Linked DNA regions of Homo sapiens: regions 1, 2 and 3 are each linked to region 4. A link is an interaction called in ENCODE POLR2A ChIA-PET data of the cell type or tissue named here. Cell type or tissue: CD4-positive, alpha-beta T cell. All regions are shown on one strand. Links, peaks and the distances in the headings refer to the core of each region. The heading gives the core; the rest is flanking DNA.

What was found. Peaks named below come from ENCODE experiments on the same cell type or tissue, not always from the same donor. Only the 100,000 strongest peaks of a DNase experiment are listed, where the experiment ranks them.
Region 1: POLR2A ChIA-PET joins it to region 4 with 11 read pairs; 15 of 35 experiments call an interaction of 5 or more read pairs at or near these places.
Region 2: POLR2A ChIA-PET joins it to region 4 with 112 read pairs; 16 of 35 experiments call an interaction of 5 or more read pairs at or near these places.
Region 3: POLR2A ChIA-PET joins it to region 4 with 17 read pairs; 16 of 35 experiments call an interaction of 5 or more read pairs at or near these places.

Annotation. Positions count from the first base shown.
Region 1 is chr4:83,248,502-83,256,111 of GRCh38, reverse strand. No RefSeq gene overlaps it. Among named protein-coding and RNA genes, the nearest start is that of COQ2, 32 kb to the left of the region's middle. In CD4-positive, alpha-beta T cell, for the core only: CTCF peaks have their summits at 2,896 and 3,099 (motif pointing right); a DNase peak (open chromatin) is centred at 3,131.
Region 2 is chr4:83,206,993-83,214,602 of GRCh38, reverse strand. No RefSeq gene overlaps it. Among named protein-coding and RNA genes, the nearest start is that of COQ2, 74 kb to the left of the region's middle. RefSeq lists a silencer at 1,956-2,005. In CD4-positive, alpha-beta T cell, for the core only: no CTCF peak of the experiment used is centred there; a DNase peak (open chromatin) is centred at 1,942; H3K27ac peaks cover 1,772 bases.
Region 3 is chr4:83,215,631-83,223,240 of GRCh38, reverse strand. No RefSeq gene overlaps it. Among named protein-coding and RNA genes, the nearest start is that of COQ2, 65 kb to the left of the region's middle. RefSeq lists enhancers at 1,638-1,737, 3,447-3,706, 6,164-6,233. In CD4-positive, alpha-beta T cell, for the core only: no CTCF peak of the experiment used is centred there; DNase peaks (open chromatin) are centred at 3,350, 3,790, 5,390 and 5,990; H3K4me3 peaks cover 1,287 bases; H3K27ac peaks cover 3,248 bases.
Region 4 is chr4:83,110,456-83,118,065 of GRCh38, reverse strand. It overlaps PLAC8 (placenta associated 8), which reads left to right and starts at 3,337. Exons shown (of 5, transcript NM_016619.3): 1 at 3,337-3,400. RefSeq lists enhancers at 7,200-7,249, 7,350-7,399. In CD4-positive, alpha-beta T cell, for the core only: no CTCF peak of the experiment used is centred there; DNase peaks (open chromatin) are centred at 3,315 and 4,895; H3K4me3 peaks cover 2,578 bases; H3K27ac peaks cover 3,543 bases.

The DNA of each region.
Region 1 (7,610 bases), core at 1,399-5,398, 140 kb before region 4:
TTTCAGCCTAGGGGACAGAGCAAGACTCTGTCTCAAAAAAAAAAATATTTAAAATATATATATATATATCTAGGGATATCCTACCCATTAACGAAGTATAAATTCATGTAAAGAAATGGAAAGTAATGCATGCAAATGTTAACTAGATTTATATTTGTTTATCTCGTTTAAAACTCTTCAACAATCTTGAAAATTCAAGTTAGTAATTTTTTTCTTAGGCAGCATTGGCATAGTAACAAACTGAAATAATCATGGCTTTTACTTGCTTTATACTTAAGCAGTAGAAATGTCAACACAGCATCTGGGAAAGAATTATTGGGATCAGAGGTCATGTCCCATTGCAGGAATGCCTCATAAACATAAATTGCTTTCAGTTTACATCATTTCCTTGAAGAGAGGAAAGTGTTAAAGACATTTTAACACTTTAGAATCTGCAGGAAGTTTATGGCTCTGATCAATATTTTTTAAATACTGCTAAAAATACACACTAAATATTTTATTTTATTTTATTTTATTTTTGAGACAGAGTCTCACTGTCACCCAGGCTGGAGTGCAGTGGCATGATCTCAGCTCACTGCAACCTCTGCCTCCAGGGTTCAAGCGATTCTCGTGTCTCAGCCTCCCAAGTATCTGGGATTACAGGCGCATGCAACCATGCCTGGCTAATTTTTTATTTTTAGTAGAGGCAGGGTTTCACCATGTTGGCCAGGCTGGTCTCGAACTTCTGACCTCAGGAAACCTGCCTTCCTCGGCCTCCCAAAGTGCTGGGATTACAGGCATGAACCACCGTGCCTGGCCAAAATACACACTGAGTATTTTAAACAAATCCACTTAAAAACATGTTACAAATCAAAAAGTTTTTAGCACAGATCAATTAATTACTAATTGAAAATTGTTAAGATCTCTGAAACATGGAAGAATGTAAGGAAAGGGATACAATTTTATAATTTTTTCTCATTCATGTATTCATGTTTCTGATTTTCTTCATTCTGTTTTTAGCTGGTCTTTATGTGTGCATAGATAGGCTCTGCTTTAAAATAAAATGTGAATGGAAGTTACACACATGAACGTTTTTCAAGAAGTTGGAACAGCAAGTGCATAAGCCTTGACATGGGGATGAATGAAGCAGATTCGGGTAACAAGAAGGCCAGATTTCTAGTCTTGTTTCCATAGTCCACAGCCATCCCATATTATAGCAAGTGGTAGTGAAGATGTAGAGTAACTGGAACTCTTATACATTGCTGGTAGAAATGCAAAATGGTTTTGTCACTTTGGAAAACAGTTTGGCAATTTCTTTTTTTTTTTTTTTTTTTTTAAGTCAGAGTCTTGCTCTGTCACCCAGGCTTGAATGCAGTGGCGTGATCTCAGCTCACTGCAACCTCCACCTCCCAACCTCCCAGGTTCAAGCGATTCTTCTGCCTCAGCCTCCCAAGTAGCTGGGACCACCCACCCCAAACTCCTCAAGTGATTTGCCCACCTCGGCCTCCCAAAGTGCTGAGATTACAGCCATGAGCCACCGCACCCGGCCTGGTTTGGCAATTTCTTATCATTGACTATGCACTGAGTATAAGACCCAGCAAAATCACTCCTAGGTATTTACCCATGAGGAAAGAAAACTTACGTTCACATAAAAACCTGTCCATGAATGTTAATAATAGCTTGATTCATTATAATCCCAAATTGGAAAAAAAAAAAGCTTTAATGTCCTTCAGCTGGTGAAAGAATAAACAAACTACGGTACATATATAATGAAATACTATACGACAATAAAGAGGAACAGACAACTGATATATGTAGCAAAATGCATGAATCTCAAATGCATTATGCTAGGTGAAGGAAGGCAAACCCAAAAAACTATATACTACATGATTCCATTTGTGTGATAATCTGAAAAAAGCAAAACTGTAAGTACAGAAAACAGACCAGTGGCTGCCAGGGACTGGAGGTCAGAGGAGTATCTGACTACAAAAGGGAAGGAGGAGATTTCGGAGGATGATGGAACTGTTCTATATCTTGATTGCAATGGTTTGACATAGTTATAGGCATTTGCCAAAACTCTTAGGATTGTACCCACACACAAAAGGTGAATTTTACTGTATGCTAACTATACCACAATTTTTAAAAAGTGAACAAAAGTCATTTTTACCAAGTTAGGGTGAGAATAATCAGAATTATATTGTTGCCATCCTAATTAAGTTAGGGGCTAAATTTTCATTGCTGTAGATATGCCTGCATATGGAGTTGTGTTCTGGAAAAACCAACTCTTTTCTGAAACCTACAGCCCTTCACTTAATCAATATTTATCAAGTACCTATTATATGCCATACACTATTCTAGGTTCTGAGGATACCTCAGTGAACAAGACATATCCCTACCCTCCTAGAACTTGCATTTTAATAAGTGAGTAACTCTGTAGGTAAATAAGTGCATAGGCTACTTTAAATAATATAATGTAGTGGTAAGTTGTTATAAAGAAAACTAAAGCCTGGTGAAAGAGAGTTATGGGGAAAGGAGGCTATTTTTGATAGAGTACTAAGGAAGGATTTCCAAGTGACAGTTGAACAGAGGTTTAATTGATGTGATGGAGCTATGTGAATACCTGACGGAAGAGAGTTCCAGGAAGAAGGAAAAGCAAGTGTATCAGCCTTGAAACAGGGATGAACCAGGCAGATACAAGGAACAACAGGAAAGCTAGATTTCTGCTCTTGCTTCCATAGCCCATTACCATGCCACGTTAAATGGAGATAATTTTAATTTATACTTATCATAATAGTAAAATTCCAGGGAAAATTCGTTTATCCCTCCCAAAATGAGAACTTGAAGGTACCATAATGCATAACTACTGTCAAAAAAAAAAAAAAAAGTGGGAAACTGCAAATTTGCCAGTGTTCTCAGTTGTAAACCGGTCAGTTTAGGCACACATTTTCTCTGGAGGACATTAGAAAACTCACAGAAATGCTGGGAAAGCTGAAGAACCAGTGTGCTTGTTATTAATTTATTGCCTCTCAGCTCTAAATCCGTCCTTCATTATCTACTCTGCAATAGTGGAGTTGAATCCTGTAGACTTTTCTCCTTTGCAGTGAGTGGGATGTCAGACTTTTTCAGTAGAGGGCGCTGGAGGGACCCTGCAGGAGGAAAGGGCTTCTTCCTGGTCGGGCGTGTTTCCATTTGCTTCTTGCTTCTGCTCCTGGCTGTAAGCAACATATGGCAGGGACATCCAGTAATGCTCCTCCCCAACTATTGCAGGCTAAATTGTGTCCCCCCAAATTCATGTTGACATCCTAACCTGCAATACCTCAGAATGTGACTGTATTTGGAGATAGGGTCTTTAAAGAGGTTATTAAGGTTAAATGAGATTACTAGTGTGGGCCCTAATTTGATATGCCTGGTGTCCTTACAAGAAGAGGAGTTGAGGACACAGACTCCCACAAAAGGAAACATGTGAAGGCACTGGTGGAAGACAAGCCAAGGAAAGATGCCCCTAGAAGTAACCAGCCCTGCCAACACCTTGATCTTGGACTTCTAGCTGCAGATTGTGAGGAAATACATTTCTGTTGTTGAAGCCCCCCAGTCTGTGGTATTTTGTTGTGGGAGACCTAGCAAACTAACATACCAGTGTGCACAGAGAGGGCACAGTCCCTTGGCAAGCCACCAGCTCCAGTTCTGTGACCACCTGGCTGCATGCAGCCCTCCTAACACCAGGCTTCATGACAAGCAGTCAGTAAAGGGGTTCTTGATGCCCTCAATCCCTGCACAGGTCCATCCACTAGCCTCAGCCCTCTCCTACACCTCGGAGTGGTTTGCCAACCTTCTCACGTGCATCCCAGAGACATGTTTCCCACTTGGTAGTCCTAACTGTGGTTTTCTGGCCAGCCTCCGTCCCCCTGCTCCCTAGAAGAATATTACCTGCCTGTCCAGTGACTTAGACTGGCTCTGGCCTGGATCAACCCAGCAAACTTGTCCACCCTCCAGTGGACTGCAGCCACACCTTCTCCAGCAGAGCTTGAATTCCAGCTTGACCAGAGGAATCCCTTCCAAGTTTGCTTCTTCCTCAAGTATTTTTCTCAGCTCTAGAGTACTCTTTAGCATTCTGCTTACCCCTTTTAGTTATTCCCCTCCTCTAGTTAATACTATTTATTAAACTTTCCCTGTTCAAATTACACTCCGATTCTGGACTAGTACAGAATCCAACTGCCACAAAATGGTGCTGGGAGTAGTCCTAGGAGATAGACCTGCGGAGGTGGGATTTGAGGGCTGACCCTGTCCTTGGAGTTCAGCACAGTGCTGAACTCCTTAGCAATGGGAAATGGGAAGCTAGTGACCTGTGGCATGCAGGGACATCACACATCAAGCTAGCACTTGTGGCTAATTGTAATGAAGTTGTAACCAAAGCAAGTGTCTTAGGAGCCCAAATGGCAGTTGCAACTAACTGTTACGGCAGTACATGATGCCTGTAAGGAATGTACTGTGGGACAGATTTTTCTGAGCATACTTGAGTAGTAACAGAAAAATGACAAACCCAAATCCTTTAACTCTGAGCTCAAGTCATTGTTAGAGGACGACAGAGCTTTGAGGATAGCCCTAAAAGAATCTTTTATTGCTCACAGCCAGAGGGCTGATATTGCTAAAAAATTAAACATAAAATTTAAGGGTGTGGGTTGCTGACTTACAACAATAGTTGAATGTATAGTTTTGAGCTTCCCTCTCCTGTGGAAGTAGCTTGCTCTTGGTAGAAGACTAGCCTTCCTCTGCTTAAATATCTGTGTTAAGCTCATCTGGGGACAGATGCCTTAAAAGGAGTTACTCATTCTCTAAATCTACCACAACCACCCCTTGTTGCCACTAGACTCATGATTATTGCCAAAGCTCAGCAAGTTCCAGTAGGACAGGGATCCACCATGACCCAGCAAGAAATAGTTTATACGCCAAAAGAATTGCCACACTTTTCTAATGTGTATCTTCAGAGACCTGGGGAACATGTGTGGAAGTACATCCTAAAGATGTTCGAATGAGAATAGTGGGATAGAACACTAGAGCAGGCTAACTTCATTCCTATGAGCGCACTTTAACTAGACAGCTTTCCTGTCACAATATGGAAGAGAGACTCCAAAGGCTTAGGGCGATAGGCAAATGGGACTGGATTTACCATGTGCAAACTGCATGCCCAGCCCCCAGCATGTTCCAGGAAAAGAGTCAGGAGACAACTCCCTGCACTAAGGCACCAGCAGACTGGAAAAGCTCTGTGGGTGTCTCCTTTGCAGGCTACGTGTGGCTGTAAAGAATGCGACCATTGAGAGAGGCTTCCAGATTTCAATGGGGATGATGGAATCCCAGAGAGGCAGAGTCAAAGTGACTGCATTTAACCACCAAAGACAAGAAGCGTGGACATATTTACAATACAGGGCAGCAGGAACATAGTGCTAACCAGTTGCCTTAGCTCACAAAGATCTGTGGTGGTAATTGATCATAGTGTTCCTAGGAACAAAATGGATGGGTAGTCAAAAATGTAGCTTGCATCATCATAGTAAAAAGTCACAGCCTTTTACCCAGTTTTCAGACTTAATAAATTTACAGATGCAGAGGGTCTTGATTGAAGAATGTCTCTGGTGGCCCACCCTAACCAGAGCCATGCAGGCAGAAGAACTGTGGGACATGTAGTTCAGTCTAGCCAAGTTGACAATTATAAAGCCACCACTCCTAAGGAAGGCGCAGAGCAGCGATTTGACCGTAGGTGGTCAGGAGTCGCAGCCTCCACTCTTGACTGTTACTCTATTTTGCCTCCTTGGGGTACAAGGTGAAAAAACCCTCAACCCTGGTCTGGAGGGCCTGGAACTCCAGCTGACACCCACCACAGTGTGAGTGATGAGGAAAACACAAGGCAACTGGATCCAGTGGCAAATCTGCCATTTTAAGGGGGATGATTATCTTGTCTTTTCTTCTCTGAGGAAAGAGGCTTCTAGGAAGCTGTACCTGGTGGCTGTTTGTTCATGATGCTACTGTACTGATAAACTCAGACCTTCCTAGGTGGGCACGTAAGGCCTGCTTATCCCCCAGCTAGGGTGAGCAAACCTCCTGGTTTGCCAGGGCATGGGAGTATCTGCACTCAACTATGAAAATACTGGGCAAACCAGCACCCCCAGAATCTGGCAATCCAGCCACCACTCAGCTGCTGCATTGTTTGGGAGGGAGGACAACAAAACAGTACGATGATTTGCTCAGATTTTCTCCCTACTATTTTGAATCTATTAAACAGATTACAGAGACTTTTGGCTCTACTTCAGGATAGAATCAGGTGTGTTAATGTAAGTGTAATATTTTGTAAAGCATACATACTTTTGCTGGGTGCGGTGGCTCACGCCTGTAATCCCAGCACTTTGGGAGGCCGAGGCAGGCGGATCACCTGAGGTCGGGAGTTCGAGACCAGCCTGACCAACATGGAGAAACCCTGTCTCTACTAAAAATACAAAATTAGCCGGGCGTGGTGGTGCATGCCTATAATCTCAGCTATTTGAGAGGCGGAAGCACGAGAATCGCTTGAACCCGGGAGGCGGAGGTTGCGGTGAGCCGAGATCGTGCCATTGCACTCCAGCCTGGGTAACAAGAGTGAAACTCTGTCTCAAAAAAAAAAAAAAAAAAGCATACATACTTTCGAGTCTACATATTCTTTGGCCGTTAGTGTGGATTCCAGTAAGATGGTGGAACATTTACCATAAGCTCAATAGATGGAGAGTTCATTGAGGCAGCTTCGCGGCCCAGAACTACATAAGGTCTGTCATACATTTTCTTTGTAAATAAACCTGAGTTAAAAATAACTTTCTGGCTGGGTGTGGTGGCTCATGCCTATAGTCCCAGCACTTTGGGAAGCAGAGGCAGGAGGATCACTTGAGCCCAGGAATTCAAGACCAACCTGGACAACATGATGAGCCCCCATCTCTATAAAAAATACAAAAATTAGCCAGGTGTGGTGGTGCATGCCTGTAGTCCCAGCTACTTTCAGGGCTGAGGCGGGAGGATCATTTGAGCCTGGGAGGTGGAGGCTGCAGTGAGCCATGATCGTGCTGCTGCACTCCAGCCTGGGTGACAGTGAGACCCTGTCTCAAAATAATAATAATAATAATTTCCTCAGAACTTTTAGAATATTTATTTTTAAGAAGGAAGTGTGTTTAATTTTTTTTTCAGGATTTAGTGGAGGCCATTATTGGATACCAGGGGCAAAGGTCAGCCCAGGGTAAGGTGAGTCCAGGAGAAAGCCCAGCCTGTCCTACAACAGCCCTGCGGCATAGAACCGGTGGTGAGCCTGCCATGGTTTGCTTCTGGGCAGCAGGCTGGACCACCTGGGGAGCATGGAAGACTGTGTCTGTGTTCCCTCAACCATCCCCAAGTTTACAGCAGCCCCACTGTGAGTCAGGAGTCATTCCTGACTCACGGTAGGGACAGTTTGCATTTATGGAAAGCAAACTGGAAGGAGTGGCCTGAGCCCATATTGCCCATGGTAATGACTCCTTGCAATGCGAATAACCAAGGTGAGGCAGGTTGGGCAGGTTTTATCCTCCCCACAAAGGCGAGCCTTTGTGCCACAGCCAGCACCTGGCAGAGTGGGAGAGATAGCA
Region 2 (7,610 bases), core at 384-4,383, 98 kb before region 4:
AAGCAGGGATTCTGGGGTATGAGTTGAGATCCGCTCACCCAAAGCAATGTCCAGTCCTGCAAGCGCCTTTTACAGTAAGTGCCCTATATAGGTGTACCATTTTTAATATTTTATACTGTATTTTTATTATACTTTTCCTACATTTAAATACACAAATACCATTGTGTTACAGTTGCCTAGAGTATTCAGTATAGTAACATGCTGTACAGGTTTGTACCTAGGAGAACTAGGCTATACCATATAGCCTAGGTGTGTAGTAGGCTATACCATCTAGGTTTGTGTAAGTGCACTCTATGATGTTCACACAAGGACAAAATTGCTTACCAATGCATTTTCAAGAGTGTATCCCTGTTGTTAAATGATGCATGACTATATTATCATCATTATTATCCTCTGATCAAACTCTCCAGTGCCTTCCACTCTGACTCAGATAAAAGCTGAAGTCTTTACAGTGGCCTATGAAACCCAACATCAGGGGTGTCCAATCTTTTGGCTTCCCTGGGCCACATTGGAAGAATAATTGTCTTGGGCTACACATAAAATATACTAACTCTAATGATAGCTGATGAGCTAAAAGAAAAAAAAATCTCATGATGGTTTAAGAAAGTTTACGTATTTGTGTTGGCTGCATTTAAAGCCATCCTGGACTGCATGAGGCCTGTGGGTACCTGCGGGTTGGACAAGCTTGCCCTACGTGTTCTGACCCCGGTTATCTCCTGTTTCTCTCACTCATGTTTTCTCTACTCAAGCCATCCTGACCTCTTTGCTCTTCCTTGAAAGTGCCAGGCATGCTCCCACCTCAGGACCTTTGCACATGCAGTACCTTTGCCTGGAGGGCTCTTCCCCAGGTCTCTGCCTGGCTCGCTGCATAATTCCTCCACATTTCTGCTCACATGTCACTTTCCCTGACTACCCTATCAAAAATTGCAAACAACCCCACTGCAATACTTCCCTATTGTATTTTTCTCCATATTTTCTATTACCATCTAATATGCCACATAATCGATTTAGTTTTCCTATTTATCTGTTTCCCTCACTTAAGCTCTACCAGGGCAGAATTTTTGCCTGTTTCATTTGCTTCTGTAACCCCAGTATCTACAACAGTGCCTGACACAGAGTAGGTGCTCAATAACTGTTTATTCATTATATCAGTTAATTACTTAATGGCAAGTCTGCACTGACACTCCAACATCTCTGGTTTTATTAAATGTCTCTCATAACTGTGGTGATTATTTCTGTATTGGCAGACATGCAATTAATCCATTATGTACAATATGCAAACACTCTGTTGGAGACAGATACACAGTGACATATGAGACATGGCAGTCCCTTGTCTCCAAGAAGCTGTGGTTTGACCAGAAACGGAATATCTGAAATTGAGACAGTTCTCAAAAGTCTGGAAACCATGGTTCCCGGTGTCCCAGACTGGAATCTGCAGAAAGAGCAGCAGAGAGAAAGTCTTTGCCATGTCTTAAAAACTAAGTGTCTGGTCCAGTGGTCCACTGAGCATGTTGTTCATTCTGGGCCTGAGAACATCTAGTGAGGATAGCTAATGTTCATATAGTTCAGTGAAATTAATACTAATTAACAACCAGGTACACCATGAAACTATCTGAAGAAACCTGCTCCCTGGTTTTAATAGAGAAGTGGATTCTTGCCTGTGTTACTGTTAACTTTTACAATTGTGTCTTGTTAATGCTTTCCTGTCCATTTTTCCCATGATTGTGTCAATTTAGGGGAAGAGAGCAGAGTAGACATCATTTTCTCAAGATTTGCATCAAGTCAAACGGCACTTTTTTTCCCCTCCCAAACAGGACCATATTTGTCCTTTCCTTTGCTGAAAGTAGCACTAACATAGTAAGTGATAGGTCAGGTGTTACTTCCTTGCCCAGGTGTTGATTCTAATTTTGGCACCAAATCGTGTATATTTAAGCAGAAACCTCACAGAGGGTGTGTTTCACACTGTGCGCATATCAAAACAGGTTTCAGCTGGTGTGGGTGCCCACAATTCAACTAACTCCACCTGTGCAGTAACCAAACCCTCCTACAGAACAAAACCAACTTGAATGTTTGGCTGCAGTCAACAGTGATTAAGAACACAGTCCTGAAGCTTTGTATTCAGAAGGAAAATTCTTGTCTGTCACGCCCTCCACCACCCCCACCCACACCCACACCTCAGCCTAGGTGGGGTTGTTGAGTTTCATTCTTCCAAAGCACCCCTTTGCAATACTTAGCATGTCTGTAGTTGTGTGTTCGTTTGTGATTATCTGCCTTCCCTCACTATAGTGTCAGCTCAGTAAGGGACTGACTGTATTTTCACACTTGCTGCAGCATTCAAATGCCTTGCTCGGTAAGTGTGCAATACACATGCGCATTGATGAGTGGCTGACAACTTTCCAGCTGTGCCAAATGTATGGGGACGTAAAGAGGACCTCCAAATGTAACCAGAACACCCACATTTAATCCGAACTCTGCCCCCTTCTAGCTTTGTGACTCTGGAAGTCCTTCAGCCTCTCTGAGCTTCTATGTCTTCATCTGCAAAATAAAAATGATAATGATATTCTCCTCCGAGGCATTTCTAAGGAGTAAATGAGACTGACTTCTAAGTGCTCGGTAGACATCCAGTGGTCATAAGACAGATTCATTTAAATGGTAAACACGTTAAGCACTAATGTTATAAAATAACTGCTTAGTGGAAAATAAGATGAGATTTTAAAATTGAGGATATGGTCATCTATATCTTTGCCATTTAAAATAAGTTTGAGGGAAAAAAGGATACCCGTAAGCGCGTAGGAAATTGTGGAAGTGGCTGCAAATAAACGCGTATTTATTGTCTGCTTTATAGTTTCTAGACTGCAAGTGCCTTGTGCTACTTTATTTTCGAGTGCTGAATCCAGCCTAGGCACAGTCAATACATATTAACTAAATGGATGACCACCTGACCTATATCAGCTCTACATTTCCTCCAGCTGTTAATCTGCCCACTCCTTCAAGCACAAGGCATTTGACTAATACCTGGGAATGAAATTGCTTTACCTGGATTCAGTCTTATGATGTTTATGAATCCAGCACTGAATACTGCTTTCTCTTTGTTTAAGGTTGTATGAAGCTACTGATTCTGTGAATTAGCCAAAACATTGCCCTAATTTCTATGGGTACCTAGTGACTCTGGTCACATCCTCACTTCCCAGGGATGTGTTAAGGTCACCCACCCAGGCAGAGCTTTTAGGGACCAGTCCAAAAAAAAGAAAAGTAGGACTGGGCACGGTGGCTCACACCTGTAATCCCAGCACTTTGGGAGGCCGAGGCCAGCGGGTCACCTGAGGTTTGGCGTTCAAGACCACCCTGACCAACATGGAGAAACCCCGTCTCTATTGAAAATACAAAATTATCCGGGCGTGGTGGTGCATGCCTGTAATCCCAGCTACTCGGGAGGCTGAGGCAGGAGAATCACTTGAACCTGGGAGGCGGAGGTTGCGGTGAGCCAAGATCATGCCACTGCATTCCAGCCTGGGCAACAAGAGCAAAACTCCATCTCTAAATAAATAAATAAATAAATAAATGTAACCATCAGGATGGTTGTCGGCCTGGGGGAGGAGGAAAGGGGGAATTGTGGTTTTGTGGGTAGAGCATTTCAGTTTTGCAAGATGAAAAGTTTCTGGAGATTGGTGGCACAACAGTGTAAATATACTTAACATTACTGAGCTATGCACTAAAAATCATTAAGGTAAATTTTTTGTGTTTTCTACCATAATTTTAAAAATGTAGCTATCAGAGTCTTTACAATACACTGAGGAAGCCACCATGAAATAAAGATGCTGTATTTTATTTTATGGCTGTGTATGGAAAGCTTGGGGTGTCCTTCCCTCCAGAATTCTTGCAAACATAAGAACAGGTCTGCAGGACCAAATAGGAATAAAATATCTTCCAAATATTTCACATCGCAAAGATGAAAACTGACCTTAGAAAATGACTGTCTACGCTATGAAATAGTGTATGGAAGTTATTAAATATTTGTACGAAGTACATGAACCCCAATTAACTCTGCTTTTTCACCAGAGACAAATCAAAGTAATTGAACTGAAATTTATTGCAATGCTTGGGTTTTGAACAAAGGCCTAGCAATGATAAAGCTTCTCTAGCAATGACTACAGACCTGTCGGGGTGAATACACACCTGGTTTCGGCTCACAGAGTTCTCCAGCTCCATTCAAGTTACTCTGCCAAAGTAATAAGCCTTTTGTCTTCTTGCTTCACAAGGCAAGGTTACCTAGGGTTCAATGCCTAATGGTAGTAGAATGGGTTTTCAATAGTTACATATACCTTCTTTAGAAATCAGACTAGCCTCATCCAACAGCTTTGTCTCTTGTCATATTTCAGCCATTGTTTTAGGCAGCAACGTTCTAAATACAGTTAATCCAGAGCTTTTCAAATTCCTCATTTGCTTTTGTTTCTTAAAGCATTCAATATTGCTGATCATGCCTCCTTTTTGAAAAGCTCTCTACAGCTTTGTCTCTAGCTGTGGTTTTCTGTTTTTCTTTCTCCTCTGACTCCATACTTCTTGCTGCCTTTGCTCCCTTGCTTCTTTCTCTTCTATTCATTCAGTGAATATTGATGGAGTGAGGCACTCTCAGCAGGGAGCAAAATAGATGTGAAGCCTGCTCCCGGGGGTGCAACTGAGAAATAAGAGATAGGTGTGGATCAAATCATCACAGTAACAAGAGTCAACTTGCAATGACTGCCCATGCTGGGGACACTGGGCCATGAGTGGTCAAGGAAGACTGGGACTGAGATCTGAAGCACGAGTGGGTGTGTATTGATGAGGTGAAAAAGCAAGGTCATAACCCCAGTGTTCACTCCCTAGGCAGGCTCCATCCTTTACCAAAAGCCTTAATTTGCATTGTGCTTACTGATTTGCAAATCACTTCCACCCATATCTTGTCATGCTAATATTCTGAATGAGGAAAGACGGGCATTATTAGCCCTTCACAGAATTGAAGACACAAGGTTAGAGCCCTTAAATGGCATACCCAGAGCCACGTGGTCAGTAAGTAACACCACTGGACTGACCATAAGTCCTGGGAGTATCACCTCTCTTTCTTGGTGACTCATTCACTCACCATCACGACCTCAACTCTCACCTCAACAGAAAACTCTTAGATTCCCCCTCTCTGTTCAGATGTACATTTCGTATTAGCTGCTAAATATTTCCACCTGGATATTCCAATAATGTCACCTAAACAAAATATCTAAAACTATTAGTCCTCTACAAAAGCCAGTTTTGCTTTTGAAATTTCCTACATTTGTTCTAATGGTATTGTTCTGCCAGCCAGTTGGGGCCAAAGCCTGGAATCCATTCTCTTCTCCTTCTCATTTCACCATGGCTCCTGGGTGAGTCACCAAATCCTCTGAGGATCCCTTCACAAAGATGTGTCCATCTGTCCAATTTCATCTCCATTTCTATTTCTACTCCCTGGATCAGTGTGTCATTCACAACTGTTGGGCAGCAACCATCTGCTCCTACTCTGTCTACGATACCATAGGCAGCTCCTACTCGGTCTATGATACCATCTTCCCCTCAAGGAGTATACAGCCAAAAGGGAAGATCAGACACATCCACAAACACCCAGAGATCATAATCCAAAGCTGAAAATGCTGTGTCATTACATAAATACTTACTATGTGCCTGACATGTGTCACAAATTCTTCTGGAATTCCTGCTGAAATTCTTGCTGCAAGCTAATTCTTCCTTTGCTCTGGAGCACTAGATGTATAAGAATAAGAAGAAGACTGGAATAGTAAGAAGACATGCTTTCTGTGCTTCAAGGGGAAAGAAAGGACTAGAACATAAGCTCCACAAAGGCAGAGAGTTTTGTCTGTTTTGGTTCACCACTGTATCCTCAGCTTTTAGAACAGTGCTGGACACTTAGTAGGCTCTTAGTAAATACTTGCTGAATGAAAGACAGAATGAGCAAATTTGTAACTGCACTTCTGGCTTCACTTGGCCGTGTCTTGGAGGTCCCCTCCCTAGAATGCAAACATGGATTAAGGCTGACTGGTTATTCATTTGCAAGATAGATACCATGTACTCATAATTTTCCCTCCCCTCTCATACTGAGCCACTGTTCTTGACCCCAACGCAGGACCCCTAATTCTTTTTCTCTTGGAAGGAGTTATACCCTAGGGGGCTTTTTGAGTCCTCATGAGAATAGATTCTTGTAGGCCCACCCCATCAGTTCTCCTGAGTAAATGTGGACTGAAAACAGCTGCCTACAATCCTAAAATAGGATTCCCCAACCACACCCCAAAACTTCCGATCACCTGGACTCTCATCACCTGAGATAAACCTTATTAACATTTTGATGGCATTTCCTTGATGCATCTCACTATATATTCATATATCTATCTATAATTTTACATAAAAGGAATCATACTATATGTAAGAGTTAAAGAAAGAGGAAAGAAACAAGAAAAGTGGCTCAACAGTCAAAGACAGGTTTACTTTGGAGAATAAACCTGAGAGAGGCTTCTAGCCAATTTCAGTCAGGAGCATTCTCTTTTAAAGACTAAGGGTATTTAAGGGTTTAGGAAGAGGGTAGCTTATCGCAGGCGCAGGCTTGGAATGTTTCTTTGTGAGGGAAAGTTTATTGCAGGGTTGGAATGTCTCTGGAATGTCTCAGGTTAGAATGTTTATTGCAGGGTGGGGAGGCTATCTTGGGTTGGCATGTTTGTGGTCAGAGGGCGGTTTATCTTAGGGTTGGAATGTTTTTGGTTATGGTGACATTAGCCATTAGGCTGATGTTTTGGGGCTGGATTTAGGTGGTTTTTTTTAAATCAAGGGGAACTTAAAATGGTGGCATTTGTCCAAGATAGCAATGCTACTGCTCTGTCAATCCAGTCCCTATAGTTATAAAAAGAACTAGGGGCGGCATTTTCTTTTTGGCTACTTCCTGCTGAGGGGCGGCAGGCGGAGAGTTCTTTGGTCTTGGATTGATTATAGGAGTAAGACTGTCTGTAGATGTTTTTGGGTAATTGTCTGTGAGTTGGCCATGATCCTGTCAGTTAAAAATCTTTGAAAAGGTTTAATTAAGCACAGTAAGAACATTAGTCCTAGACGATCATTAGGAGAGGCCCCAGGAATGGGATGACCCATGTTAGGATTTTGTTCCTAAACCAAAAATCTATTTGGTTGTTTTGGTATTCCCTTAGCTTTTTAGCCCTTTCCTTAAGTTTTTCAGCAGCGTCTCTTACTAGGCCTGATTGGTTGAGATAGAAGCAATGTTCCTCACTCAATGAGAGACAGAGGCCCCTTTTTCAGCCGTTATAAGATCTAATCCCCATCTATTTTGGAGGACTACTCCAGCCAAGGAGTGTAGTTGGTCTTGGACTCTTATAAGGCTTCAGGCTATATCTTCTAATGAACCCTGTAGTTCTGTCAAAAGAGCTTTAAAGTATGTTAAGAAGGTGACCAATCTGCCTGCTCCCAATCCAAGCCCAGAGGTTATACCTAAGGCAGCCATCGAAGAAATGACTTGGATGGCCCTCCTTTTTCTAACATATTGGACAGATGGAATGGGTAAAGATTGATTAGGAGTAACTAGTCCAATGGAG
Region 3 (7,610 bases), core at 3,193-7,192, 100 kb before region 4:
TATTGGTTCGAGACTAGCCTGGCCAACATGGTGAAACCCCATGTCTACTAAAAATACAAAAATTAGCCAGGCATGGTGGCACGTGCCTATAATCCCAGGTATTCAGGAGGCTGAGATAGGAGAATTTCTTGAACCCGGGAGGCGGAGGTTGCAGTGAGCCGAGATCGTACCACGGCACACCAGTCTGGGTGACAGAGCAAGACTTTTGTTACAAAAAAGAGAAAATTGGAGTCGAACTTTAAAAGTCTTAGATAATTCTGGTGTTCCTTGAGAGAAGCCTTGAAAAATCAGATATGAAAGCTGTCATTTCATTTGCAACAAAATATCTTTGTGAAACAAGATCTTTAACACTTGTAATTATCAAAACAAAAAATAAAATAGACAATGTCTACGAAGACATGCATATTGCATTGTTGTTTTAAAATGTAGGTTTTCATATTATTTAGGTATTGCAAGGCCAACAGATCAGGAGATGACTGCCATTGACAAGACAGTTGGTTATATTCACAGATCCCAAGAGAAGGGGATGCACCATGCCATGGGGCTGAGGGATGTGACATGTAGAACACTGGGGTCAGTCAGGAGGCAGAGACGGGAATATATGGGCAAGAGCCTTTTTTGGTCTCCTCGAGAAGGAACAGAGTGGGCAGCAGGGTAAGTAGGCCTCACATTGGCTGGCTTGAATAATTTCAGCGGGCTCTGGGGTGGAGGGAGTGTCTCTAGTTGTCAGGGGCCAGGTAGCAGGCCCTGGGGTGATTAGGCCAGGCAGACAGTGGCCTAGAGTGTAAGAAAACAATAAAGGACATGATTGAAGCCGGGCACAGTGGTGCACACCTGTAATGCCAGCACTTTGGGAGGCCGGGGCAGGCAGATCAGTTGAGCTCCAGGAGTTCAAGACCAGCCTGGGCACCATGGCAATACCCCGTCTCTACTAAAAATACAGAAATTAGCCAGGCGTGCAGTGAACTTAAATCACTCCACTGCACTCCAGCCTGGGCAACAGAGTGAGACCCTGTCTCAAAAAAAGAAGGTGATTTGGGTATGAGCTCTGGACTAGCTGGTTTGCATATGAAATGCACGCTCCCAGGTGGGTGAAGCATTTATTATCTCTAGGTATTGACTAGCCCTGGGAATGGCAGTCTCTCTAGGGTCACAAGGCCCCAGATGTCAAATATCAAATACAGAAACTAGAAAATGTGGTTATTACACTTGACAAAGTTTGTCGCACTTTCTAATCTTCTTATTCAAGCCAAGGAACAATAGCCTTCATGCCAATATGTCTTAAAATATAAAAATCTAACTTTAATTTGCCTATATTTCAGACATGCCTTCTCACTGAGACCACATATATATCCCAAATTTATTTTATTTTAATAGGTTGACATATTATTTATTGCTGCATAGCAAATTACTTCACAAGTGATTAAAAACAGCAAACATTTGTTATCTGTGGGTTTGGAAGGCAGGTGCAGCTTAGCCAGGTGGTTTTGGGTCCAGTTGTGTCACGTGGCCGTAACAAGGTGTCAGCCAGGGCCTCTGTTCTCTAAGACCGCACAAAGTGGGGGCTGCTTCCAAGCTCCCTCACGTGGTTGTTGGAAGGCCTCAGGTCTTAGACACATGGACCTCTCCACCTTACAGCTACCTTAGGACGTGGCAGCTGGCTTCTTCAAGTGGGAACAACTCAAGAGAGAGCAAGAGAAAGCATTCAAGAAGCCACAATCTCTCTGGAACCTAATCTCAGAAGTGGCATACCATCATTTCTCCCATACTCTGTTCATCAGAAGTGAGTCACTAGGTCCAGCCCCAACTCAAAGGGAGGAGATTACATGAAGGAATAAATACCATGAGTAGGGACCACCTTTGAGGCTGCCTACCGCAGTTGAAAACTATACTTCGGTATTTCAAGGCCAGGTGTCATGGCTCATGCCTGTAATCCCAGCACTTTGGGAGGCCGAGGCGGGTGGGTCACTTGAGGCCAGGAGTTTGAGACCTGCCTACCCAACATGGAGAAACCCCTTCTCTACCAAAAATACAAAAATGAGCCAGGCGTGGTGGCACATGCACGTAGTCCCAGCTACTCAGGAGGCTGAAGCAGAAAAACTGCTTGAACCTGGGAGGTGGAGGTTGCAGTGAGCCGAGATCGTACTGCTGCATGCCAGCCTGGGTGACAGAGAATTGCTTTTCTTTGTACTGTGTATTTTATTTTTTGCATTTGAAAATAGTATTCTGAGAAGAGGTCCAAAGGCTTCACTAGCTGTATATATAACACAGACAAAGAGTCCCTGCTTCAGTGCCAGACAGATTTGGGTCCAAACCCTGCCTCACCCACCAGCCATGTGGACCTTGAGCAATAACTTCACCTTTGCAGGCATCGGTTGCTCCAACAATAAAATGGACATAATAACAGCATATATCATAGACTTGTTGTAAGGGTTAAATGAAGTCATGCAAAACATTAACATTCTGCCCAGAATATATTAACAAATGGTAGTTATCATCAGTTTAGAAAAGAGCGTGCCTAAATTTCATATGTGTGCATAGTGTTCTACTTCACATGATTATAGAAGCCTGGGATCATGTTTATTAGTGGTCGGGTTCTACTCTTTCTTCCGTTGTATATTTTAAATACCTTAACAAATGTGATGAAGCCTAACGTGTTGGTACCAGATCCCTTACCAAAAGCACCACATAGGCCAGGTGTAGTGGCTCACACCTGTAATCCCAGCACTTTGGGAGGCCAAGGCGGGCAGGTAACTTGAGGTCAGGAGTTGGAGACCAGCCTGGCCAACATGATGAAACCCCGTCTCTACTAAAAATACAAAAATTAGCTGGGCGTGGTGGTGTGTGCCTGTAATCCCAGCTACTCAGGAGACTGAGGCAGGAAAATTGCTTGGACCCAGGAGGCGGAGGTTGCAGTGACCCAAGATCACGCCACTGCACTCCAGCCTGGGTGGCAGAGCAACACTCTGTCTCAAACAAAAACAAACAAACAAAAAACAAAACAAAACAAAAAACACACGACAAAAAAATACCAAGTATTATTATATCCAGATGTATTATATTAACACAAATGACATAAGCATAAGAACGAAATACTGGGCCAAAACGTCCATAGCGGGGAAATGCATAATCCAGCAACCTTCTTACCCATAAAATCTCAGGCCTGATGGTTTGCATTTTCAATGCATTGGCCACTTGTTACACAGTATGCAGGTGACTGCTGTGGAAGATGAGTTGGACTGGAAAAAGATTAAAACCTCTTTCTTCCAGCCACCTGCTTCTGACCAGGTGTTCCTTCCTGCCAATGCAGTACAAAAAGGAAGAGGCAGAGAAGGACCGCAGTTACTCTGTCATCATGTGATCTGTGTTTGTGAATCACGTTTGACAGAGGGCTTGTGCTATCCAGGAATCCAGTAACCATTCAGAGTCAGCGTGGACACCTGAGAGTCAGGAATGGCTTGCTGCCTCCATCTGTTAGTTTCCCTGAGTCTGGAGACCAGGAAGGCAGGATCTGGAATGGGCAAGTGCAGTGTTTTCTCATATTCTGACTTGGAGTCAGGACCCAGGTAGAAACTGCTGGTTCCACTTTGGTAGAGAGCCTCTCCCCGAGCTGGCCTCCTTTGCCCTGGCATGTCCAGCACACAAAGGAGGACATTATTAATATAAACGAGCGGACAGCATCTGTTGCCAGAGAGTCTTAATTAGTCCCCAGCTGGGACTGTGCCACGGGCACATTGCATGTTAGTTGTGATTTCCCAGAAACAATGAGGGAAGACCGAAAACACGAAAACACGTTGTTCCTCCACAGCCCCGCCCTCTCCTGCAACCTCACTCTCAATTCTGGGTTGTAGTTTTTCAAAACAGTACTAGAGAGTTTGATCTGAAATATCTTGATTAGTACTGGAATGAAAATGAATTAAAATTAAGCAAAATGTACATGGGATCTCTTGGTACTATTTCTTACCAACTGCATGTGAATCTACAATTACCTCAGAATAAAAAGTTAAATTTTAAAAATTCAAGCTGCTCAGAATTTACTGTGACAGGAAGAAAGAAAGAAACTGAAAAGGAGGAGGAGGAGGAGGGAAAGAAGAAAGCCCTATTCTGAAAATCAACTTTCTATTTTTTTCTTAAATGGATTTCCTCAATCAAGTTATACCTATCCAAATGATATTCTGTGCCTAGTGGAAGGTTGTGGAACAGAAAATGACACCTGCTCTTTTCCTCTCCTTTCCCCTGACCAATCTGACAAGATCCTTAATAGCAACTGTAAAGAGTATCTCCAGTATTATAAACGAGAGCTGGTCAAGGCCGCCCGCAGTGGCTCAGGCCTGTCATCCCAGAACTTTGGGAGGCTGAGACTGGAGGATCAATTGTGCCCAGGAGTTTGAGACCAACCTTGGTAACATAGGAAGACCCTATCTCTACAAAAAAAAAATGTTTTTTTAATTATCCGGGCGTGGTGGTGTGCACCCATAGTCCCATCTACTTGGGAGACTGAGGCAGGAGGATCACTTGAGCCTGGGAGGTCGAGGCTACAGTGAGCTATGATCACACTACTGCACTCTAGCCTGGGTCCTGGGTGACAGAGTGAGGCCCTGTCTCAAAAAAATAAAAATAAAGAGAGCTGGTCAGAGTTGCTGACTCCCCTCCAGAGAGAAGGACAGAGAAGATACACTTTTCATGATAAATCCTTTTAGACTTCTAAATTTTATAGTGTGTATATATACTACCTAGTCCCAAAATATTATTCCTCAAATCTTACATAAGGTCTAGCTCAAACAAGTCCTTCTTGATTAAGCCTTTCCCGTTTTACCACTTAGAATTCACCACTAATAGAGGGGTAGTGCTCAAGCCTGGCTGCCAGTAGAAAAACCTGAGAGATTTTTAAAAAATGCCCAAACTCGGTGCCCTCCCCAGACCAGTGGACTGAGAATCGTGGAGGGGAGGAGGTCAATCTGGGTATTTTTCAAAGCTCCTCAAGTAATGTTAATATGTACTCGGGGTTGAGAACTTTTGCCCTGACCCTTTATGGAGCCCATATTTAAGCACTCACCCTATGAGTAAACTGAGTAATTGATTAAAAAGTAAAAAACACTTTCACACCTTTTATCTCATTTGGTCTCTATAATAACAACACGTAAACTGGGCTTCATTTTCCCACTGCACAGAGGAGGAAGTGGAGAGCTGAGCTGCTAGAAGTTACCAAGGTCCCTTTGAGAGCTTCAGTTCTGCACTTCTTGTATTTGATCATCTCCCCTGAGATTAACAGATTTTGCTCTCCCCACCCAGAGCCCAGTATCGCACCTTTCATTCAAGCAGTTCAACCTCAATAACCAAAACAGTGAAAAATGAGTAGCTCAGCAGAACACCAGGAAGTCACTCCCAGTGACAGAACCCCACAGGGTGGTTCAGCTTCCTCATAGGTTTCTCACATTACGGGTAACAGTTCATCTTCCTGTTTCTTTCACTTCTTGTTTACCCCTATCAAAACCACCTCAGTCGCATATTTGAAATGCATTTTCCCAAGCCCCAGATTAATCAGAATCCCCGCGGGTGTTGTTCAAGTATATCTTGTGTGTATGTGTGTATCTGTGGGAAAATATACATAAAATTCACCATCTTAGCCCATTTTGTGTGTGGTTTAAGCAACAAATATTTATTTTCTCACAGTTCTGGAGGTTGGAAGTCTGCAATCAGAGCATCAGCATGGTCAGGTGAGGGTCCTCTTCCCAGCTGGCGGGGGTCCACCATCTCAAGGTGTCCTCACTTGGCCTGTTTGGCCTTTGCAGAAGACAGGCAGATCTGGAGAATGAGAGATTACTACAGACTTAATCAGGTGGCGGCCTCAATTGTAACTGCTATTCCTGATGTGGATTCATTCTGGAGCAAATCAGCCCATCCCCTGGTGCCTAGCAGGCAGCTACTGGTAGGCGAAGGCTTTCTTCTCCATCCCTGCATCTTGTGGCTCACTAACATGCACGTGAGCCTGGTATGCCAGGAACACGTGCTGCGCCAGCGGCTGGGCTTCCAGCGAGGTACAGAGAGGGGACACACGCCTTTCAGGGGGAGAAAGGGGCAGGGAGGGCCTCTAGGGACACCACGTCAGGACCCTCCCACTGCACCCAGGCCTTGGAGTGGGCCACCCTGCCCAGGACCCATCTTAACCATTTTTAAGTGCACCATTCAGTGGCAGTAAGTACATTCACATGTTGTGCTATCATCACCATGGTCTATCTCCAGAACTTTTTAATCTTCCCATACAGAAACACCTATTAAAGAACTTCCTATTCCCCTCTCCCCCAGCCCCTGTTAACCACCATTCACTTTCTGTTTCTAGGAGTTTGACTACTTTATTAGATTGCTGCAAAAGTAATTGTGGTTTCCATATTTAAAAAAAAATGGCAAAAGCTGCAATTAATTTGTTTTTTTGGTTTTTTTTTTTTTTTTTGAGACGGAGTTTCACTCTTGTTGCCCAGGCTGGAGTGCAATGGCACAATCTCAGCTCACTGTAACCTCTGCCTCCTGAGTTCAAGCGATTCTCCCGCCTCAGCCTCCTGAGTAGCTAGGATTACAGGCATGCGCCACCACACCCAGCTAATTTTGTATTGTTAGTAGAGACGGGGTTTCTCCATGTTGGTCAGGCTGGTCTCGAACTCCTGACCTCAGGTGATCCGCCTGCCTCCACCTCCCAAAGTGCTGGGATTACAGGCATGAGCCACTGTACCCAGCCTGCCTATTTTTTAATCGAATTATTTATTTTTATGTGGTTGAGTTGTAGGAGTTCTTTATATATTCTGGATATTAACTCCTTATCAGATCTATGGTTTACAGATATTTGCTCCCATTCTGCAGGTTGCCTTTCCACTCTGTTGATTGTTTCCTTTCCTGCACAGAAGTTTTTGCAGTCCCACTTGCTATTTTTGCTTTTGTCACCTGTGCTTTTGTGTCATACACTAGACATCATTGCCAAATCCAATGTCATGAAGATTTCCTCCTATATTTTCTCCTAAGAGTTTTATAGCTTCAGGTCTTACATTTAGGTCTTTAATACATTTTCAGTTAATTTTTGTACAGTCAAGAGTCCAATTTCATTCTTTTGCAGGTGGATATCCGGTTTTCCCAATTCCATTTGTTGAGAAACTATCCTTTCCCCATTGTGTTGTCTTGACACTCTTGTCAAAGATCATTTGATGATATACATGAGAGTTTATTTCTGGGCTCCTTATTCTGTACCATTGGTCTATATGTCTGTCTTTATGTCAGTGACATTCTGTTTTAATTACCCTACCTCTGTAATGCTTTAAAATCAGGAAGTGTGAGGCTTCCAGCCTTGTTTTCCTTTCTCAAGATGTTTTGGCTATTTTTGAGATTCTATATGGATTTTAGTATTTTTTTTCTATTTCTATAAACAATGACATTGGAATCTTTGATAAGCATTGCATTGGATCTGTATATTGCTTTGTGTAGTATGGATATTTTAATGCTTCCAATCCCTGAACATGAGATGTCTTTCTGTTTGTGTCTTATTTAATTTCATTTAGCAATGTTTTACAGTTTACTATATGCCTTTCACTTTCTTGGATAAGTATTTTATTTATTTGATGCTG
Region 4 (7,610 bases), core at 1,520-5,519:
TAAGATCCATTATTCCCCATTCTGGGTAACATAATGGTAAAGATGGACATGGCCTTGATGTAATTTGACCTCTTTCCTTCATGCATTCATTCAGGACCAGGACCAGGGTGAGGCAAACAAGGTCCCTACGGGCACAGAATTTAAGAAGGCACTCACTCTTGATGAAACTGGAGGACCAAAATGTAAGTATTTTTTTTGTTCTTCTATATACTATGTGGCCAATATTGCCTTTCTAAAAGATAGTACCAATTTATAATGCCACCAAAAATCAACCAGTCTACTATCAGTTTGTAAAACTTTGTCAAGGCTGGGTGGTGTTTTTTTTTTTTTTTTTTTTTGAGACAGAGTCTTGCTCTATCACCCAGGCTGGAGTGCAGTGGTGCAATCTCGACTCACTGCAACCTCCACCTTCCGGGTTCAAGCAAGTCTCCTGCCTCAGCTCCCCGAGTAGCTGGGACTACAGGTGCCCACGACCATGCCTGGCTAATTTTTTTGTATTTTTAGTAGAGACGGGGTTTCACTATATTGGCCAGGCTGGTCTCGAACTCCTGACTTTGTGATCTGCCCACCTCGGCTTCCCAAAGTGCTGGGATTACAGGCGTGAGCCACTGCGCCCGGCCTGGATGTTATTTTTTTATTTTTTATTTTATTTATTTATGTATTTATTTTGAGACAGAGTCTCGCTCTGTTGCCCATGCTGGAGTGCAATGGCGCAATCTCGGTTCACTGCAACCTCTGTCTAACAGGTTCAAGCAATTCTCCTGCCTCAGCCTCCCAAGTAGCCGGGATTACGGGCATGTGCCACCAAGCCCGGCTAATTTTGTATTTTTAGTAGAGACGAGGTTTCTCCATGTTGGTCAGGCTGGTCTCGAACTCCCGACCTCAGGTCATCCGCCCGCCTCGGCCTCCCAAAGTGCTCGGATTACAGGCATGAGCCACCCCGCCCAGACATATTTTTTATTTTTTTGAGACGGAGGTTTGCTCTTGTTGCCCAGGCTGGAGTGCAATGGCGTGATCTCGGCTCACCACAACCTCTGCCTCCCGGGTTCAAGCAATTCTCCTGCCTCAGCCTACTGAGTAGCTGGGATTATAGGCATGCGCCACCACGCCCAGCTAATTTTGTATTTTTAGTAGAGACGAGGTTTCTCCATGTTGGTCAGGCTGGTCTCAAACTCCCGACCTCAGGTGATCTGCCTGCCTCGGCCTCCTAAAGTGCTGGAATTACAGGCATGAGTGACCGTGCCCGGCCAAGCTTACCGATTTTTAAGATGTACTTTCCCCCTTTAATACAATAAATAACTAGTACATATTTGTTGACATCTTTTTGATTTTTCAATTTTTTAATTTTTTATTTTATTTATTTATTTGAAAAAAGGAGATGAGATCTCACTATGTTGCACAGGCTGGTCTCAAACTCCTGGGCTCAAGTGATCCTCCCGCCTTGGCCTCCCAAAGTGCTGGGATTACAGGTGTGAGTTACCACACCTGGCCATGTTGCCATCTTTTTATTGTGGAGTTTATACATAGTATTTGGAAGAAAATAGGCTATCTGGAATTCCACATGTCTCTTTTTCTTTCTCCTTCTTCAGATTTCTTTGTTTCTTTGTTTCCCCTAATATTGATTATGTGTTAGGCACTGTTTTAAATGTTTTGCATGTATTAATTTTTTGAATTTTCCCTACAATCCTGTGGGGTAGGTGCAATTATTACGCTCATTTGACAAGGAACCTGAGGCATAGAAATGTTAAGTGGCTAGCAGATGGCAGCTAGGAATTGGGACTGAAAAGGGACTCTAAGCACTTAGAGTCTGCCATAATGCCACACATTCTCACTGTACAACCTCACACAATAGCCTTGTTCTAGTGGGAAAGATTTCCCATCCGCAAAAACTTCAGAGTGAATGACAGGAAAGCTGGCCACTCTCATTTCTTAATTTTTTTTTTTTTTTAGAGACACGGTCTTGCTGTCACTCCGGCTGGAGTGTGGTGACACAACACAGCTCACTGTAACCTCAAATTCTTGGGCTCAGGCAATCCTCCTGCCTCAGCCTTCCAAGTAGCGGGGACTACAAGCCTACGGGCACTTACCACCATGTCTGGCTAATTTTTTAATTTTTTGTTTTTGTTTTTGTTTTTTTTTAGAGACAAGGTCTCACTGTGTTGGCCAGGCTTGTCTTGAACTCTGACCTTAAGCAGTCCTCCGCCTGGGCCTCCCACTGTGCCGGCCCACCCTCATTTCTGAAAGGTTTTGTTAAACAAAGTTTATGAGAGGCCATTGTTATGGACTAGCCTCCTGCTCTAGGCCCCAGAAAATCAGACCAAACCAGAATGAAGTCGCTTGTGCTAAGTGACATATAATCAAACTGAACTTTGAAATGGACCAGTTTTCCAAAAAACAGGAGATTTCAGTCAACCTCAGTCAGTGTAGTAAGGAAGTCCTCTCTGTTTTAGTCCTATAAGGAAAGTAACTTTGAAACAACCAATCTATCTTTTTTTCTCTGTTTCCGCTTTCTTCATACTCACCAGGACACTCATTCTATTTTATAGAATGATGTGTTGCTTGATTCTAGAATTGCAAATAAAAGGCAATTACATCTTCTAAACTAAATTTGTTGTAATTTTGTCTTTTGATAGTTTAAACTATGGGATCAGAAATTCAAAGACTATGAATAAAAATTTCAAAAGAAAGAAATAGTAATACCACCAATAAGAAGAATAATTAAAAAGGTACAAAGAAATTGGATGCAACATTGTAAAAAGAGCCATAGTTTGGAGCTGAGCTGACATGAGCTAAAATCCTAGGTGAGTAACTTGTTAGCTATGTGGCCTCTGAAAGTCAGCTCAAGAATCTGAGCTTGTTTCCTCACCTCTAAAATTGAAAAAATAAGGCCTAACTATCAAAGTCATTAACAAGTCATTGATAATGCTTGGCCTATTTTAATGTTCAGTATCTGTAAGTTGATACCATTAAAGGATGCTTGAGATGCCAACTACTATATAATCTGAAACAATAATGATCTTTTTTTTCCCCACAAAGATAACAAAAAACAAACACAAAAAAACAACAGTAAGCTCTGCCAGACATGTAAAACCAATCAAACTATATAATGAATTAAATCCTTTCCCCATTAAAAAGACGTATCAGTGTACCTAACACAATATAGGAAAAGAAACACACCTTATTTGGCAAGAGATATATTCATTCTCCAGATAAGAGAAACACACATTGAAACCACTTCTGCTGGATTACTCTGGCCAATAAGAGCGTCTGAAACTGTTCTATGTACTATGCCCTGCGATAGAAACACAGTTACCTCTCCCCTTTCACGTAGTTTTCATTTGTGGTGAGATTCTCTCCCAGGCCACAAGACATTTCCTGCTCGGAACCTTGTTTACTAATTGTAAGTACTTTACAAGTAAGAACTTGTTTTAAAAACTTAGCATTCAAAAAAAAAAAGCTTTCTTTAAAAGTTATTTGATTTTCTTGTTTTTTTCTTAGCATGTTATATTTTGAGTTTCAGCTAAAAGACTAAGGTTTTCTTATCTAATTGCTTTAAATTTATACATTTAGTCAAATTCAACAATTTCTTGCTAAGCATTTTGCCAAATGCCAGGCTTTTCAAAGTAGTGTAAGATCCCAGCCTTGAATCCTCATCAATTGCTGCTTTCTGCAGCAAACACATATTATACATTGTATTTAGTAACATGATCATTAATTTCACTCTTTATTTCAATATGTATGCATGTTGACTTATGCCGGTCTAATTTCTTTCTGCTTTACAAATATTCTATTTTATCCATTCAAAGTATTTAGAAACAAGATATGGAATTTTGTAGATTTAGCTAATGAATTATAAGAATTCTTGAATTCTCACTATGAAAGTAAGAAAAACAGACTAGAATTCTTCAAAATTAAATTCTGGTGCTTCATTTATATGTATAAAGAGAGATGGAGAGATTATGAAATGGAAATGTTTCAATCAAAGCAAAAAAATGAAATTTAACATCAATAAACAGTAGAAGAGAAAAATCTCAATAATATGTCTAGTATCTGGATTAATCAATATTAATAATATGTATTAATATTACTATAATTAATATCATGTATTATATTAATATTAATGTATTTTATTAAGATAGTGGGCTGTCCTCAGGAGTGAAGTGCTCATAGAAAGGAGAGACAAATACAAGATTGATTCTTAACTAATAGATAAAATTAAGGTGTTTAAAATATGAGCCAAATACTGCAAGATTTCCTGACATTGAGACCATTCCACAGAACTTCCTAAAGAAAGGTATTCTAGTCTCATTCTCCAAAGCTTGCCCACCAAGATTCCCATTTCACTACCTCCTGCCCCCATTTTTCCTGCATTTTCCAAGGTGGCCCCTGCCAACTTTTTTTTAATCACTCTCTCTGCTCCTGTGGGGTTAAAGATGGCATGGAACAAAACAGCTGTGTGGTCACACCACAACGGGCAGAACTGCTGGCCACAGATAGGAAACCTCAGGCATCTCCTTAGCCCTTACCAAATCCAGCCCAACACGTTTACACACCCTGGCACTCAATAAAATATTTGCTGAATTAAATTGGATCTGTAGTTATTAGTAACAGAAGAAAAATAAGGCCACTGGTCGTGGGTTACAAAATGTGCTCTGCAAGGCCACTGGCATTAGAATCTTGTGAAGTGCCCAGGATACTGCACAGGCCCGCACCTGAAGGGAGAGGAGCTAGTTTGGAATGTGCTCCCGGGAATGCGAGAGGGTCTAGCATGGGCTTCATCGCATGGAGGAAGGTGTACCGTTTTTCGAATTCTCACCGAAGCAGCTACGTGCTCACCAAGCCGTGTCTGTGAGAAGGGCCACGTTTTTCTAGTTCATAGGACAAAAGCCTATGGCATAAGGGCAGCAGCCCTGCGGGTGCACGTTACAGACTTTTAGACCCTAGCTCATTCTATCTAAACCACAATCTCTGAACAGTGTGTAGAATTCTACATTGTACAGATTCCTCAACCCTAGCTCATTCTATCTAAGTCACAATCTCTGAGCAGTGTCTAGAAATCTACACGTTAAAGAGCAGTCCAAGTGGTTTTACTAATAGTAAGCTTTGAGGACCACTGAACTAAGGAGACAAGCTGGTACCTAAGGTCCTAGGAACTCTAGATTTTCAAGGACGTTTTCTCTCCACTTATTGCTGACCTTTTACCTTGAATGGCTAAGGCTAAAGACTTCATGGCTGAAGCAAAGAGAATTGTGGTTGTTTGAACAAGCAACAATTTTACATTTGTTTCTGTTTTACATTTGTTGCAACTTAAAAGATACCTTGAATTTTTAAATGATCACAGAGGCGCGTACAAATGAGTGTGTTTGCTTTCTCATCTGTTTTATAACTTTCAAGAAGGTATTTCTTTGAATAAGATATCTCACGGGAGAAGTTATTAGACCCTTTTTAGAATCAGCTAGAAGTGACAGATGGAAGTCCTGGATAGCAGTTCCCTTTAGGACTACTCTTCTACGCAGGGATAAGCCGAGTAGACTTCTCCACCAATATAGGTAATCTGTGCTAGAAAGGAACTTACAATAGCATCAGAAACCTCCTGGGGCCCCCCATTCTGCTCCAGTTCCTAGTGCTAATATTCACAGAAGCACCTGGGTCCCTGCAATCTCCCACATTCAAAAGAGGAAGTCAAAAGTACAAAAGTAGTGAAGGAAACAGAAACATACAATGTTGACTGTTGGGCTAAAGACTGTTGAGGCTACTACATGGAGGAAGTAATGTTCACACAAACTAACTGGCAGTTAGCATATGGATATTTGAGATACAGCTGATACATATATATATATATATATACATATATATATATACATATATATATATATAAATTTTTTTTTTTTTGAGACGGAGTCTCGCTCTGTCATCCAGGCTGGAATGCAATGGCACGATCTTGGCTCACCACAACCTCCACCTCCTGGGTTCAAGCGATTCTCCTGCCTCAGCCTCCCGAATAGCTGGGATTACAGGCATACACTACCACACCCAGCTAATTTTGTATTTTTAGTAGAGACAGGGTTTCTCCATGTTGTTCAGGTTGGTCTCGAACTCCCGACCTCAGCCTCCCAAAGTGCTGGGATTACAGGCGTAAGCCACCACACCCAGCCGATACAGCTGCTTACTATAGAATATAGAGATGGCCACTGAGTGGATTTCAAAGGCACTCAGAAAATGTTCAGGACTCAAACTGCTATGAAGTCTAACATTAGCCAATTTGAATACAAAAACACATATGCCATACACTAAGTAAATACAGTCAGGTAAAGGAAAAACAATTACATAATTGCAGGGTGGTTTTTATTCTGAAATCTTCAGATTGCTGTTATTATATTAAAAAACAGAATATAGGCTTCTTGAAAAAATAAGGGTGTTAAATGAACATGTTTTTCCTCTGAAAGAGTTGTAGGATCATCTTTATTTATTGAATACCAGTTTCATGCCAAGCATTGGCTAAGGGCCAAGAGGGAAAAAAATACAAACAGCTATAGTATCATTTGTATGACTTGCCCCCTCCTTTTTTTTTATTTTTTTATTTTTTTTTTGGAGATAAGAGTCTCGCTCTGTCACCGAGGATCCACCTGCCTTGGCCTCCCAAAGTGCTAGGATTACAGGCGTTAGCCACCGTGCCTGGCCTGGTATGACCCCTTAAAATTTTTTTTCTAGTCACTGGATTTGCTTTTTGTTTCTGAAAAGGATATTTCTTGTTTTGCTTATAAAAGAAATAAATGCTAATTATAAAAAAAATTATCGGCCATGGGTGGTGGCTTACACCTGTAATTCCAGTGTTTTGGGAGGCCAAGGCAGGAAGATCACTTGAGGCCAGGAGCTCAAGGTCAGCCTGGGCAACATAGTGAGACCCCCATCTCTACAGAAAACGAAAACAAATTAGCCAGGCATGGTGGTGTGCACCTGTAATCTCGGCTACTCAGGAGGCTGAGGTGGGGGGATCACTTGAGCTCAGGAGTTCCAGGCTGCAGTGAATTATGATCGTGCCATTCATTGCACTCCTGCCTGGACAACAAAGAGACCTTATCACAAAACAACAACAACAAAAAGTCTATCAGCCAATCACCTAGGGATAGCCACTTGACATTACGGATAATTAGCCTTTCATATTTTTTCTGGTATTTGATAACCAAGATGAAATGCAGAAGAAATTTGAATACATATTCTCTAGCATTTCCTGTAATGCTTCTTCCTCCAGGATTTCAAATGTGGGAAGCCATCACCCAAAAATATGGTTTCGACCATGTTAGTACTGGAGTTGGGATTTAGGGAAGATCTGGTCCCCACCTGTGGAGGTCTGCAGAGTCAGGTGAAACATTAGCCTTGTTTGCGTTTCCAGGGCTGGGCTCTCGCCACTGTTTGCTATGCACCATCTGGAGCCTGCATCACGCATGGCCTCAGCCAGCCCGGAAGCGGAGAGCGTGGTGGCGGGGGCGCTAGTGAGCTCCTCCTGTGTACCAGGTCCCGAGCTAAGGTTTTGAGACACCTCAGTGAACTTGGCCCACAAAATCCCCTGCCTTTGTGGAGCTTACCCTCAGTGTTGGGGATTTGGGACT